2 separate regions of the Homo sapiens genome follow, and region 2 is linked to region 1. Evidence: chromatin contacts called from ENCODE Hi-C or POLR2A ChIA-PET data. All regions are on one chromosome and are shown on one strand. Each heading gives the region's core, a stretch centred on a gene start or an enhancer-like site at or near the end of the contact. The rest is flanking DNA. Distances are from core to core; before and after follow the strand shown. Region 1 overlaps USP7 (ubiquitin specific peptidase 7). Region 2 holds the start of TNFRSF17 (TNF receptor superfamily member 17).

Evidence for each region. A loop is a pair of places that touch in the nucleus more often than their neighbours do. ChIA-PET counts read pairs that join two places held with the same protein, here RNA polymerase II (POLR2A). Pooled maps may share reads with other maps.
Region 2: a loop to region 1 is called in a map with no recorded cell type, with 12 times the contacts of the local background. The contact joins the promoter of TNFRSF17 here to the enhancer-like site in region 1. A Hi-C loop is called at or near these places in 1 of 37 single-sample maps with no recorded cell type and 2 of 50 pooled maps. POLR2A ChIA-PET finds 5 or more read pairs at or near these places in 1 of 52 experiments (activated CD4-positive, alpha-beta T cell).

Annotation. Positions count from the first base shown.
Region 1 is chr16:8,890,149-8,897,479 of GRCh38, forward strand. It overlaps USP7 (ubiquitin specific peptidase 7), which reads right to left. Exons shown (of 31, transcript NM_003470.3): 26 at 6,851-6,951; 27 at 5,494-5,593; 28 at 4,883-5,002; 29 at 4,636-4,707; 30 at 4,402-4,492; 31 at 1,949-3,956. The coding sequence ends at 3,850. Among named protein-coding and RNA genes, the nearest start is that of LITAFD, 11 kb to the left of the region's middle. RefSeq lists enhancers at 1,350-1,619, 1,680-1,829, 1,900-1,959, 2,010-2,239. Within about 2 kb of position 2,308, at least 11 of the 41 ENCODE cell types and tissues checked have a DNase peak (open chromatin) inside an H3K27ac peak, as active enhancers do.
Region 2 is chr16:11,960,184-11,967,570 of GRCh38, forward strand. It overlaps TNFRSF17 (TNF receptor superfamily member 17), which reads left to right and starts at 5,027. Exons shown (of 3, transcript NM_001192.3): 1 at 5,027-5,271; 2 at 6,012-6,158; 3 at 7,387. The coding sequence starts at 5,142. It also overlaps a transcript of NPIPB2 not described here. RefSeq lists a silencer at 2,894-3,063 and enhancers at 4,575-4,694, 4,815-5,254.

The sequences.
Region 1 (7,331 bases), core at 1,058-3,557:
GGGGTCAGTGACCCCTTGGAGCTGATGGGAGGGGGCCTCCCTTTGGAACCTGCAGTTTTGCTCACAGACCATTCATGGCCTCCAGCTCCCAGGCCTCACTCAGTTAAAGGCTGCGAAACGTAAGTCAGCAGAAGATGCACAGGCACCCATCTCCCCCAAAGCCAAGACGCAGGGATGGGGAAGTCTGTCCTTAACTGTTCTCACGCAGAAAACCAATGTCCCGAAGGCTTTAGGGAGTAGGCCATAAAGAACGCCCACTCCAACGCCTGTGCTTCACGCAGCACTCAACAGCCCTCGAGTTAGTCACTGTAACTCCCGAGGTGGGGAATGTTTTGTTAGAACTGCATACCCAGTAAGGAAGACATCAGCCACATGTGCAAATTAGAATAAAATTAAAATTCAACCCCCTCTGCCACTTAAGCCACATTTCAAGTGCTTTATAGCCACAGGTGGCCAGAAGCTCCACCGCGACAAAGTTCTGATGAACACGACTGGGTGAGGACAGGGTGGTAGCAAGGCTGGCCGGAAACACTACCCATTACTCCCTCACACAAAAGTCTTAGGGATGTAGTCCAATGGGGTTGGCAAGGTCTGGTTGTTATCTTGACTCCCCTCCTCCCCAGGGGACCTACCTACACCACTAGGAGGTAGTGACTCGGCTATCTAATCTGAAGCTCTCTTGGCCCAAGAGGCCCTTATAGCAAGCCATGAAGACAGATCATTTCCCTGCAATCCAGGGTTGGTAAACCTACAAAAGGGGTTTTTAAAAACAAAGCTTTGTGGGGACAGCCTCGCCACTCAATTGTTGTCTGTGGCTGCGTTCATGCTATGTTGGCAGAGCTGAGAGTCCCAACAGAGACCATCACACAATACCTACTCTGGCCTTTTACAGAAAGTTTACCAACTCTGACCCTAGCCTAAGCCCAAACCACAAGAGAGATGTCTTACTTACACACCTCACCTTAGTAATTCAAGGAACCTTCAGGTGCTATGGCTTTGAGACGGAGTCTCCCTCACGCTGTCACCCAGGCTGGAGTGCAGTGGCACGATCTCAGCTCACTGCAACCTCTGCCTCCTGGGTTCAAGTGATTCTCTGGCCTCAGCCTCCCGAGCAGCTGGGACTGCAGGTGTCTACCACCATGCCCGGCTAATTTTTGCGTTTTCAGTAGAGACAAGGTTTCACCATGCTGGCCAAGCTGGTCTTGAACTCCTGACCTCAAGTGATCCACCGATCTCAAGCCTCCCAAAGTGCTGGGATTACAGGTGTGAGCCACCGCATCCGGCCCAGGTGCTATAGGTTTTATCGCATTTGCTTTAACTGTGAAGGTGGTTTCAGAGTTAAGACTTTAAACTACTCACAATTTCCATCCCTGGCACCATAAACATTTGCCTCACAGCAAATGAGTGATGTTATGTATGACGCCAAATGTCCTTGCCGTCTGGTGAAAGAGAAGCTGGGTCAGGGCCTCCATCAGGAAGCGATGGTGTCTAGACGTGGCTTCTCGCCCTGTCAAGGCACCCACGTTGCAGGGGACTCTGCCAGGTCCCATAGTGTCTCCCTTGGGCTTTGCTCACAGCACGAGCCACCGCGCCTGGCTGCTCTTCTCATTTTGAAACAAGACTGCTTCAGCTCGCTGCTCTTGTGTGTGAGGGCGTGGGAAGGGCCACTGTGACCGCAGGCCCTTGCTGTCACGCAGTGGTTTTCAGGGCTCCCCGCTGTGAAGACTCCGAATGCTGTCAACAGATGGCATCCACACCCCACAGAGGGAGAGGACACAATAGTCCCAGGGGTTACAGTGAGGCCGGAGAAGGGGAGTTCATTTTTCTTTCTTTAAAATTTCAGCTTGTCTCCCCAGAACCAGTTTAACAAACTCAAACTCCTGACACTGTAACTGCGAGTGAGTGGAAAAGGGAACGCGGCAGATGACGGAAACATTACAACACGTTCTTTGGAAAAAGAGTCATTTAATACCTTAAGGGAGAGTAGGAACTTTCAGTTACCTAAGACTACAGCCAACCCCCAGCCCAGAACAAAAACAAGACACCTTAATGTTTGTTCAAAGACAAACCCACAGCGAACGGCTCTCGCACCCCTGCTCTAACTCCTCTTTCTGGGGGAGGAAGGAGGGAAGGGCCAGGTCCGCGGGGACCCTCACTCCCTGCTTTCTATCACACGGGTCACAAGGCAGCTCTCAGAGCAGAAGGCACACACACTGCAGTGGAAGTTGAGAAAGGAAGTCACTCCAAGGTACACACTGGCCCAAAGACCAGGAAACCGTGCCACGGAGCTGGAAGGCAAGGCCGATGGGACGGTGCAAGGACCACGCCCACGATAGCGCCTGCCGCCCCGAAGGGCCTCGTGACACATCAGGTCACATCTCCAGTCACCTTATTTGTACACAGTTCTCTCCTGGAAAACCTTTCATTTCTTAAGAGTAAATGTGACTAGTTAGAGGCTAAAAAAAAAAAAAAAAAAAAAAAGAAACAAGAGACCCTGCCCCCGCAAAACGGAATTAGAAGGAAAAGTACATCTCAGTGAAACCTTGTTACAAATGCCAAGGTTTCCCAGGCCTGTTTCCAGGGAGAGTAGAAATCTTCCTCCACTTCCACGTAACTCACTGAATTATAATTTTTATAGAAAATTTTATTCAACATACAACATTTTCCAGCAAAAAGGCAATATACAGGAAGAGTTGGTGTACACTGCTCCCACAGAAACAACCCAAAAAATACCGGAAAAGGATGAAAAATAAGAGTGATTTGCTGATTCTATTTTACTGCACTCAAAACTAGACACGCAGCTGGCATTAGCTCCAAAATAAAAGGAAACGGGGCTGGGACCGAAATAAAACTACACACAATGAATATCAACATCAGTGAAATTCACTTGCAGACTCACCCAACAAAAAGGAACCTCCTCCCAGTGGCAAATTGTACATGTTCATTCATTAAATATACAATTCATTTTTCCTTTTTTTTTCATTTTTAACTTTTTTACAAAGTCGACAGCTTACTAACCACTAGTGAGCATGCCCTCTTGCTAAAAGGCTTTCTTGTCGTCTGTTCCACTTTAACGAAATTCTATTTATAATCCTTTCACCTGCTCGTATGAACTGTTGAGATCGTAAGTCTGCCAAGGCAGCAGAGTAAACCTTAATTGAATTTAACAATGTTCTTGATTTAATAAAAAGACCCCCACAATGTCTGTCCGGACTGTATTCAGTGCATCCACTTTGCAAAGGGGCTGCAGACAGTAGTGGCTGACGAGGTGAGACAAGTTTATTAAAAAGCCCCCAGGCAGCTGGAGGAGGAGAACCCGAGGAAGGGCCGACAATGCACACAATGAAGGGAAGAGCGCTATTTATTAGGTTGTGAGTTTCTCTGTTTTGCCTTAACAGATGCACAAAAGGTCATTGAAAGTATAACTGAAGGAAATAGGTCAGACGAGCCTAAACACAAGACTTGCTAGCTGCAGGGCTGGTGCACGGGACCCCAGGAAGGCAGCCGAGCCACTCGTGCCCACTAGGGACAGCCCAGAGACCTTGAGCCAGGGACCCCCGATCCACTAACCTCTTCTCCCCCATTGCGCTGACAGTTGCCTTGCACTGTGGTTACCATAAAATAACTCTCATTGGCATCCAAGCTTTATAAAAACATCTTCATTTTGCTCAAAAAGGGCAGTCAATAGATACAGAGAAGCCAAACTGAACAGCCTCAATAAAATAAAATTAACACCAGCAGCGAATCCTCTTGCTGAAGACTTCGGCTAGAGGGCACGTGCACCAAAGTTCTAGGCTGTTAAGGGGCCACCCACACACCGTCCTCGCCTTGAACACACCAGCTTGGAAATCAGTTATGGATTTTAATGGCCTTTTCAAGGTAAGTGTAGCGACTCCTCTTTGGGGCTTTGTTGAAGTGGTCGAGCCCTAGCCAAGGCCGAGGATGAGACATATTACCTGGTGGGGATGAAGAAAAGCAAGTGAGGCCACAGAGCAGCCCTGGAACCCCTCAGCGGGGTGGTGGCCAGTGAGGCATGCATCCCTGTGGCTCCCCAAGGGGTAAGTTCGCAGGGAAGCCAGGACCTGAGCTACACGCCCACCTGGAGCTAAGGAGGCCCACACCCTGACTGCGCCTCAGAGCCACTGCCCTCACAACCCTGAGTCTCAATCACCCTGCACACATATCCAAGCTTCTCTCCTTGAAGATCTCACAGGTTACAAAGGATGTAAGGACCTGTTAAGAACTCGTAGGTTATGGAATGCTATTGCTCCTGGTTCCACAGGTCGGCCAGTGGAGAGAGAGGAGCTGGCACTTGACCCTGGGGCTGCCCCTCCCAGCCCCAGACCACTTGTTTCTTAGTCTGAAACCCACACCAGCCCCCGGGGGGGGGAGAACCCTTACCGGGCTGTGGCTCAAAGTCTTTCAAATTTACTTCATACTCGTCTTCATTTATGTACTGGTGTCGGCCCATCATTACAATTGCAAATTTAAACTAAAAGAAAAAAAATTAAAACTCCTCCGTTATTTCTGTATATCAGCAAAACTCACATCTCTGGCAAAAAAGCCTAGGCCGCTACGCTAGGCAAGGCTTGAGCCTATGGCCCGCCAAGCCCCCAGGAGGCCCCAGCTGCACACCTTCTCAAACTCCTTCTCCTGGATGTCCAGCAGGCTCTGGATTCGCTTCATCACTTCTCGAAAATGCTCGCCCTAGAATGGCAAAGGACATGTGCTCACACAGTCACTCCCAGCACCCCCAGGCCACGTCACGTGGCAGCCGCCAAAACCAACGCCTAACCCCAGCAGGAGCGCAGATTCGGCAACAGCGGCCACTCAAAGGCTCCAGGTTTTGACGTGAGCCACTCGGCCAACCACAACAGCATACCTGGTGTATCCTCAGCAAAAACGGGATTCCGAACGTTCCGAAGACCTCTTTGTGGAAATGCGCCACTGTGACAAGCATCTCATTCTCTTTGTCTATGTCCACCTGGTCCAAAGGGATTTCCTGGGGACACGGACAACAGACACAGTTCTGTAAGTGCAAGTGATGTGGTCAAAGTGTCCACATCTCAATTCTCACACTACTCTAACCCGGAGGGTAAAGCCTATTTTTGCTAAAAAAACGCCACACCTGGATCCAGCCAGAGTGATGGGCACTCATGGGAGTCTCAGCCAGAAGATATCCAAGTTTCTTCCCCCTCCCCCAAAAAACTGAATTTTAAGAGGCCAAATACTGTATTATCCCAGTTCCTGTGGAAATGTCAACAGCTCTAAATTCAAGTGATCCACAGTTTCTGTCTGGATTGGGTTGGTAACCCAAACTGAGGACTAATTTCTGTGCAAAAACACTGTAGGTCCACTCATGGAATCATATACCTCGATTACTGGTATAAAAACACAAATCAAGCTACTTGTACAACTTGCTGTGATATTTAAATATGCAGCAGATGGGGCTCATGAATTCTCTCTGGTGCCAACAGTATCGGGGACAGATACCTCTATTCGAAACGTCCGGCTCGTTGCAGGAGATAAACATTCTAATAGTTCATCTTCTTGATGAACACCAATGATTTTGTAGCTTACAATTTCTAGCAGCCTGAACAGAGAGGAAAAAAAAATAGGGCAAAATGAAGTATATATATTCACATAAAAATAAAATGGTTTTCTAGAAAGAAATAAAGTTACCACGATATGTTTTTTTTTTTTTTTTTGAGACAGTCTCAATCTGTCGCCCAGGCTGGAGTGCAACAGCATGGTCTCAGCTCACTGCAACCTCCGCCTCCCGGGTTCAAGCAATTCTCCCACCTCAGCCTCCCGAGTAGTTGGGACTACAGGTGCGTGCCACCACACTGGGCTGATTTTTGCATTTTTAGTAGAGACGGGGTTTCACCATGTTGGTTAGCCAGGATGGTCTCGAACTCCTGACCTCGTGATCCGCCCGCCTCGGCCTCCCGAAGTGCTGGGATTATAGGTGTGAGCCACCATGCCCAGCTTTTTTTTTTTTTTTTTTTTTTAAAGAGGATCTGAAATATCAGAAACAGAGACCGGAGGCAAGGCACGGAGAGGGGGTCCCCTTGAAGCATAAGATTAAAGGGCTCTGCTGGACAAAGTGGAAATGGCCACATTTGGGCACAGAGATGTACAGACTGGGCCTCCGAAAGTTGCATAAACCTTTCCCACAAGGAATTCACATTCAGCTGATAGTGGCGTTTTCCTCGCTTACTCTTATTAGGTAATAGATTAGGGTCTCACTGTTTAATAATTGTTTTATTAAAACTAAAGAAAGTTTGGGAACCAAATGGCTCCAAAAGCCATTTGTCCTCCAAGCGACTACAGGGCAAAGTAGTGAGAATCATGCCCATCTCTCTGAAATAAACAATCAATTCAGGGGCTTCTTTCTACAGCCCAAATGTTGGCTAGATGGAACAGAAGTGACTCAATCTGTCAAATACAAAATCAGGAGTCACCCCTTCCAGTTTCAGTTCATCGTTCAAATGGAATCGTATCCTTCCTCTGTTTGGCTTTTCTATGGGAACTGCGCCTTTTTACTACAGCTAATGTTATCAGAAGATACAAGGGGAAGGAGGAAAAACGTGGCTTAATTGTGAAACACGCATAACCCTCTGCACCACAGCGGCTTGAGGGTTACCCCTGAGACTTGAAAAACTGGAGCAACACTGGGTCTGTGTTGAGCTTCTGTGCAACTGTCTTTGCAATGGAGGCACACCCCACTGAGTCTGGGAATGACGCGCATGGATCCCAGCTGGGTGATTTCCACCAACGCAACTGCAGAGGTCAGCGTTAACTGCCACCCCTAACTGAACGTCCACAATTGGGCTCAAGAAATACTTGCCTAAGTTTCCCTGATGCTTTCTCCCCAAGCTCCACGGCCTTTTTACATTCTTCTAACAGGTCCCGGACACACCCATGCTTGTCTGGATATAGTGTTATTTCCTAAGTAATGAAAAGATAAAATAAGTGCTTTCAAGAAAGCATAAAAGGTCTGCTACCACAAAGGAAGAGAGGAGAAAGTTGCATCATTGTTCTCAACTGTCCCCAGCTGGCCCCCATGTTCTTGCTCTCATTCCCACCCCAACTCCCTCATCTGTGAATTCACTCACAGTGAGGACACTGGCCCTAATCTAGGACCAACCAAATACTGACGGGAGGTTAACAAAAGTGGCCTTGATGCAAGAAGCCTGTCATTTACAGAACACCTTCTCAGGAAATGGTCCCGAGGGGTCACCCAGGGCCTTCCCAACTCTCAGCACAATGAGAAAGGAATGCTGGTCCAGATACAAGACCAGAGGCAGACTGTGGGCCTTCAGGGAGCT
Region 2 (7,387 bases), core at 3,777-6,276, 3.1 Mb after region 1:
TTCTGTTGCTCTAGGCTCTTATGAATAGATGTGATGTCACAGTAAACTACATTGTACCTGAGATTTTAAGTACCTGAGCAAGTATATCTGTCAGACACAATAGTGTTTTCTTTCCAAAGAGTTAGCAAAGCTTTCTTCCCCTGGCTTCTGGCTTCCCAGGTATGGTTCCCTTTTTTTTTTTTTTTTTTTGAGACAGAGTCTCCCTCTGTCGCCCACGCTGGAGTGTGCAGTGGCATGATCTCAGCTCACTGCAACCTCTGCCTCCCAGGTTCAAGCAATTGCCCTGCCTCAGGCTCCCACGTAGCTAGGATTACAGGTGTGCGCCACCATGCCCGGCTAATTTTTTGTATTTTTGGTGGAGACGGGGTTTCACCATGTTGGCCAGGCTGGTCTCAAACTCCTGACCTCAGGTTATCCGCCCTCCTCAGCCTCCCAAAGTGCTGGGATTACAGGCATGAGCCATGGCGCCTGGCCTCAGGCATGGCTCCTATTGGCTGCCTCCTCTTCCTCACCACTCCTTAAATATCTACCATCTGGCTTGCATCAGGGACACACTCAAAGGCCATCAATGACCTGCTTCTTTAGTGCATCGCCCCTGATCTTCCTGTAGAATTTGACTCCACTCCCTAACTCAGGCTAAAATCTCTCCTTGCTTGACTGTTATGGGAGATTTTTTTTTCTTTCTTTTCTTTTTTTTTTTTGAGACACGGTCTCACTCCGTAGCCCAGACTGCAGTGCAGTGGCGCAATCTTGGCTCACTGCAACCTCTGCCTCCCAGGTTCAAACGATCCTCCTGCCTCAGCCTCCCAAGTAGCTGGGATTATGCACGCCACCACGCTTGGCTAATTTTTGTATTTTTAGTAGAGACTGGGTTTCACCATGTTGGCCAGATTGGCCTCAAACTCCTGACTTCAGGTGATCCACCTGCTTCAGCCTCCCAAAGTGCTGGGATTACAGGTGTGAGCCACTGCACCCAGCCTGGGAGATAATTTTTGTTCTCTCCCTATTTCTCTAATCATGTTTGTCCTGTCTCCTTTGCCTGTCTTCCAAAGGTCAGCAATCTGGCAGAGGCTGAGGGAGTGGAGCCTCCTGGGCCAGCTGCTTCAGCTTCTCCCTGTCCTGCCTAGGCAGCCTCTCCCACTTACCTCACCACCTGGACCCCAGAGGAATTTGACGTTTTGATCAATATCTAAGTTCAAAATCTTTCCTAGGCTCAAGTCCTGCATTTAAAAAAAAAAGTATTTTTTTAAATTTCTGCATTTTATTTTCATGATTTTAGCATTTATTATGGACTACTTTAAAAATACAAAAAGAGGCCAGGCGCAGTGGCTCACGCCTATAATCCTAGCACTTTGGGAGGCCGAGGCGGGCGAATCACTTGAGGTCAGGAGTTCGAGACCAGCCTGGCCAACATACTGAAACCCCGTCTCTACTAAAAATACAAAAATTAGCCAGGCCTGGAGGCACGCACCTGTAATCCCAGCTACTAGGGAGGCTGAGGCAAGAGAATGGCTTGAACCTGGGAGACGGAGGTTGCAGTGAGCTGAAATTTTGCCACCACACTCCAGCCTGGGTGACAGAGTGAGACCCTGTTTAAAAAAAAAAAAAAAAAAGGTATGAGCAGTTGTATAATATGCTCTATCTGCCTCCTGGGTGGATACAAATAAAATAGGTAGGGTCTGAATAGACAGACATAAACAGAGGCTCTATTTGGAAAGACAGAAGACTGACAGTGGCTGGGCACTGTGGCTTACACATGTAATCTCAGTACTTTGGGAGGCTGAGGCAGGAAGATCACTTGAGCCCAGGAGTTCAAGACCAGCCTGGGCAACATGATGAAATCTCATCTCTACAAAAAATACAAAAATTAGCTGGGCATGGTGGCATGTGCGTAGTCCTAGCTACTCAGGAGGCTGAGGTGGGAGGATCGCTTAAGCCCAGAAGGTGGAGGCTGCAGTGAGCCCTGATGGTGCCACTGCACTCCAGCCTGGGCAATAGAGCAACACCCTGTCTTAAAAAAAAAAAAAAAAAAAAAGGCTGGGTGCGGTGGCTTGCACCTGTAATCCCAGCACTTTGGGAGGCCGAGGCGGGTCGATCACGAGGTGAGGGGATTGAGACCATTCTGCCCAACATGGTGAAACCCTGTCTCTACTAAAAATACAAATATTAGCTGGGCATGGTGGCGCATGCCTGTAATCCCGGATCATGAGGTCAGGAGATCGAGACCATCCTGGCTAAGATGGTGAAACCCCATCTCTACTAAAAATACAAAAACAAAATTAGCCAGACATGGTGGTGGGTGCCTGTAGTCCCAGCTACTCTGGAGGCTGAGGCAGGAGAATGGCATGAACCTGGGAGTCGGAGCTTGCAGTGAGCTGAGATAGCGCCCCTGCACTCCAGCCTGGGTGACAGAGCAAGATTCTGTCTCAAAAAAAAAAAAAAAAAACCAAAAAAAAAGAGGAAGACTGACAGTAATTACTGCCTCTGGCAAGAGAGAGGAAATCCAGGGTAGGAAAAAGACTTACTTTTCATTGAAAAATCTTTGGCACTGTTTGAATACTTATTTTTTAATAATATGAATTTTAAAAACAAGAATTATCAGTGGCTGGGCGCGGTGGCTCACACCTGTAATCTCAGCACTTTGGGAGGCCAAGGCAGGTGGATCACGAGGTCAGGAGACTGAGACCATTCTGCCCAATATGGTGAAATCCTGTCTGTACTAAAAATACAAATATTTGCTGGGCATGATGGCGCATGCCTGTAATCCCAGCTATTCCGGAAGCTGAGGCAGGAGAATCACTTGAACCCGGGAGGCAGAGGTTGCAGATCGCACTACTGTACCCCAGCCTGGCAACAGAGGGAGACTCCATCTCAAAACAAACAAACAAACAAACAAACAAATAAATAAAAAATCATCCAGGCTAGGTGGCTCATGCCTGTAATCCCAGCAGTTTGAGAGGCCAAGGCCGGTGGGTCACCTGAGGTCAGGAGTTCGAAACCAGCCTGACCAACACGGTGAAACCCCGTCTCTACCAAAAATACAAAAACTAGCCAGGCGTGGTGGCATGCACCTGTCATCCCAGCTACTCAGGAGGCTGAGGCCAGAGAATCGCTTGAACCTGGGAGGTGGAGGTTGCAGTGAGCCGAGATCGCGCCATTGCACTCCAGCCTGGGCAATAACAGTGAAACTCCAGCTCAAAAAAAAAAAAAAAAAGAATAAGTTTTTAAAGGTTGGGGTGCTTGGAGGATGAAATAAAGTAGAAGGGATGGCAGGTTTCCTTGGCACACTCCTTGGGCCTTAAGAAAGTGTAAAGAATAAGAAAAATACAACAAAAGGAAAACAACAAATATCAATGTATCCACCACTCAGCTTAATAAAGAAAATATAATAAACACAGGTGAAGCCTTTTTTGTGCTCCCCTTCTTCCCCACCACTTACCTCAGAGATAATCACTATACTGAATTAGGAGTTTGCCATTTCCTCAAATTTTAATTGAGTCCTGCATTTTTGACAAACATCTGGACGTCTCTATATGGGTATTTCACTCAGTATGGTTAAAAGCAAATTCAAGCTGGGCTTAGTGGCTCACACCTGTAATCCCAGCGCTTTGGGAGGCCGAGGTGGGTGGATCACTTGACCCCAAGTGTTTGAGAGCAACCTGGGCAACACGGCAAAAACCCATCTCTACAAAAAATACAAAACTTACCAGGCGTGCTGGCGCATGTCTGTAGTCCCAGCTACTTGGAAGGCTGAGGTGGGCAGATCACCTGAACCCAGGAGGTGGAGGCTGCAGTGAGCTGTGATTGTGTCACTGCACTCAGCCTGGGAGACAGAGTGAGACTCTGTCAAAAAAAAAAAAAAAGGCAAATTCAAGTGATCCATTTATGTAAACAGAAAAATGCACTATATAAATGTATCTATCTAGAATTCAGGGATCGGTGAAACAAAAGACATCGCATCGGCAGGTCTGTTTGCAACTTCTGGGATACACCAGGTGTTAGCGGTGATGACTTCTGGATGCTTGGACTGTGGATTTTTAAAATGGTTTTATCTGCTCATCTGTATTTCTAAATTTTCAACAATGGAACATAGATTATTGTATTATTATTATAATACCCCAAACCTATCTTCCTCTCAGCCCTCTTTCCACGAGCTCTTACCCTAAATGTCTCTTTTTCTGTCAGTGGCATTGTGCGTCTTCCTTAGTGCATCACCTCTGATCTTCCTGTAGAATTTTTTTTTTTTTTGAGATAGAGTCTTGCTTTGTCACCCAGGCTGGAGCGCAGTGGCCTGATCTTGGCTTACTGCAAACTCCGCCTCCTGGGTTCAAGCACGTCTCCCTGCCTCAGCCTCCTGAGTAGCTGGGATCATAGGTGCCTGCCACCATGCCTGACTAATTTTTGTATTTTTAGTAGAGACGGGGTTTCACCATGTTGGCCAGGCTGTTCTGGAACTCCTGACCTCAAGTGATCCACCTGCCTCGGCCTCCCAAAGTGCTGGGATTACAGGAGAGCGCCACGGCGCCCAGCTTACACCAGACTACTTTTTAAAATGTTTTTGTAAAGTCAGGGTTTCGCCATGTTGCCCAGGCTGATTTTGAACTCCTGGGCTCAAGCAATCCTTTTGCCTTTTGACTCCCAAAGTCCTGGGATTACAGGTGTGAACCCCTGCAGCTGGCCTCAATGTTAAGATCTTAAGGGGCACAGCACAGACCTTGTCTTGTCTATCTCCCTGGCACCTCTCACAGAGTACAGCTTATTAACAGATGTTCCAGAAACTGTTACTGAACATTCGGCTTGATGCTGTGGGCTTGTCTGCATCTTGCAACTGTCACCTGGCTGAGAAATTTCTTCTATAAATAAGCAGTTTCTGTTTCAGATGTGATATGCCCTGATATTTACACCCTGTCTCTTACCCCATCCAAGACTCAAACTTAGAAACTTGAATTAGATGTGGTATTCAAATCCTTAGCTGCCGCGAAGACACAGACAGCCCCCGTAAGAACCCACGAAGCAGGCGAAGTTCATTGTTCTCAACATTCTAGCTGCTCTTGCTGCATTTGCTCTGGAATTCTTGTAGAGATATTACTTGTCCTTCCAGGCTGTTCTTTCTGTAGCTCCCTTGTTTTCTTTTTGTGATCATGTTGCAGATGGCTGGGCAGTGCTCCCAAAATGAATATTTTGACAGTTTGTTGCATGCTTGCATACCTTGTCAACTTCGATGTTCTTCTAATACTCCTCCTCTAACATGTCAGCGTTATTGTAATGCAAGTAAGTAATATTGCTTGAACGATTATTCATTGGTGTGAACTATTCTGTCTATATGGACTGCTTATTCAGAGAATCAACATAATGGGCATGATGGTGAGTTTTCTTGAATCAAAAAGAGAAAGGAAGCAAGGCAGTGATTTTAATGTTTATGGAAACAAAGTAATTATTTGGAACTGAACTTGATATGATTCAGCACTATTAGCAACATAGATTTTTTTTAAAAATCAGCTCTTCTAATTAAGTGATATTTAGAATTTAAAAGTCAATGTTCATTAATTAAGGTGATTGAATGGAAATAATCCATACTTGATTATTTTGCTATCAAAACAATCCATAATTCATTATTTTAGCAAAATAATCAAGTATGACAGCCGGGTGCGGTGGATGGCTCACACCTGTAATCCCAGCACTTTGGGAGGCCGAGGTGGGTGAATCACCTGAGGTCGGCAGTTTGAGGCCAGCCTGGCCAACCTGGTGAAACCCTGTCTCTACTAAAAATACAAAAAATTAGCTGGGCATGGTGGCACAGGTCTGTAATCCCAGCTACTCGGGAGGCTGAGGCAGGAGAATTGTTTGAACTTGGGAGGTGGAGGTTGCAGTGAGCCGAGATCGCGCCACTGCACTCTAGCCTGGGCAACAGAGCAAGACTTTGTCTCAAAATAAATAAATAAATAATAACAATAAAGTATGTGAATATTATGTTATCAGCTCATTATCTGTCTGATGTTCTTTTCATAAAGGTGTGACCAATTCAGTGAAAGGAACGAATGCGATTCTCTGGACCTGTTTGGGACTGAGCTTAATAATTTCTTTGGCAGTTTTCGTGCTAATGTTTTTGCTAAGGAAGATAAACTCTGAACCATTAAAGGACGAGTTTAAAAACACAGGTTGGTTTGATGGTGAATCTTTGAAATCTATTTCCAGGGGATGGCTATTGTGAGTTTCAGTTCCTTTTCTTTTTTTAGCGTTGACTATTTCACTTCGTTACAGCCCTTTCGAATGTGTTAGAACATTGTTACATTAAATGAACTTGGTAGAGGTGAGCCATCTTCATTCTGATTTTGACACCTTGGCAGATTTTCTACAATGTCAGTCTTCTCCAGGATTCTTCCACTGTTAATTACTCTATTGAAAGTACTAAGGCTTTCTTGGGAAACATCAGTCTCTTTGACTAAAGTTAGCACATCGATTAAATGCCACATTATCAGAAACTCCTAGCCAGGTCTGCTACTGTCAGGAAAAGCATATTTGTCAAGATCTATGGTCATGTTTTTATACAAATATAGGTGTTCTTTGCTTGAGTGAACATTTTACTACTGAAAAATGTTAGAAATGAATAACCAGTTGCTCCTGAATTATTTGAGGAATCATCTAAAAAATAATTATTTTTAAGCAATAGAGAACCAGTCCCAGAAAAATGAATGTTCTACTTAAGTGCCTCTTAAGATAAAAATACTTCTGCAGCACCTTTGCTCATGATTGGATTCCCAAGCATGTACAGCCACTGCCCTATTTCTGTATGCATTTATTTATTTATTTATTTATTTATTTATTTATTTATTTAGAGATGGAGTCTCGCTCTGTGGCCCAGGCTGGAGTGCAGTGGCGTGATCTCAACTCACTGCAGCCTCTGCCTCTTGGGTTCAAACAATTCTCCCATCTCAGCCTCCTGAGTAACTGGGACTATAGGTATGTGCCATCACCTCCGACTAATTTTTGTACTTTTTGGTAGAGACAGGGTTTCATCATGTTGGCCAGGATGGTCTCAAGCTCCTGACCACAAGTGATCTGCCCGCCTCAGCTTCCCAAAGTGCTGGGATTACAGGCGTGAGCCACAGGGCCCAGCACATACTCATTCTTTTTTACTGAAAAGATCTGTTTCAAGCTGGGTGTGGTGGCATGGAGCTGTAGTCCCGACTGCTCTGTAGGCTAACGTGGGAGGATTGCTTGAGCCCAGGAGTTTGAATGCAGCCTGGGCAACACAGTAAGACCCCACCTCTAAAAAATGAAAAAATCTCTCTCACATTGCTTTGAGTCCCGATGTGTACTGCTAAGACTCTCATGACCACATTCTCTGTGAAGTTTGGGTTAATGTTTCCGTTTCTACATAATTAGG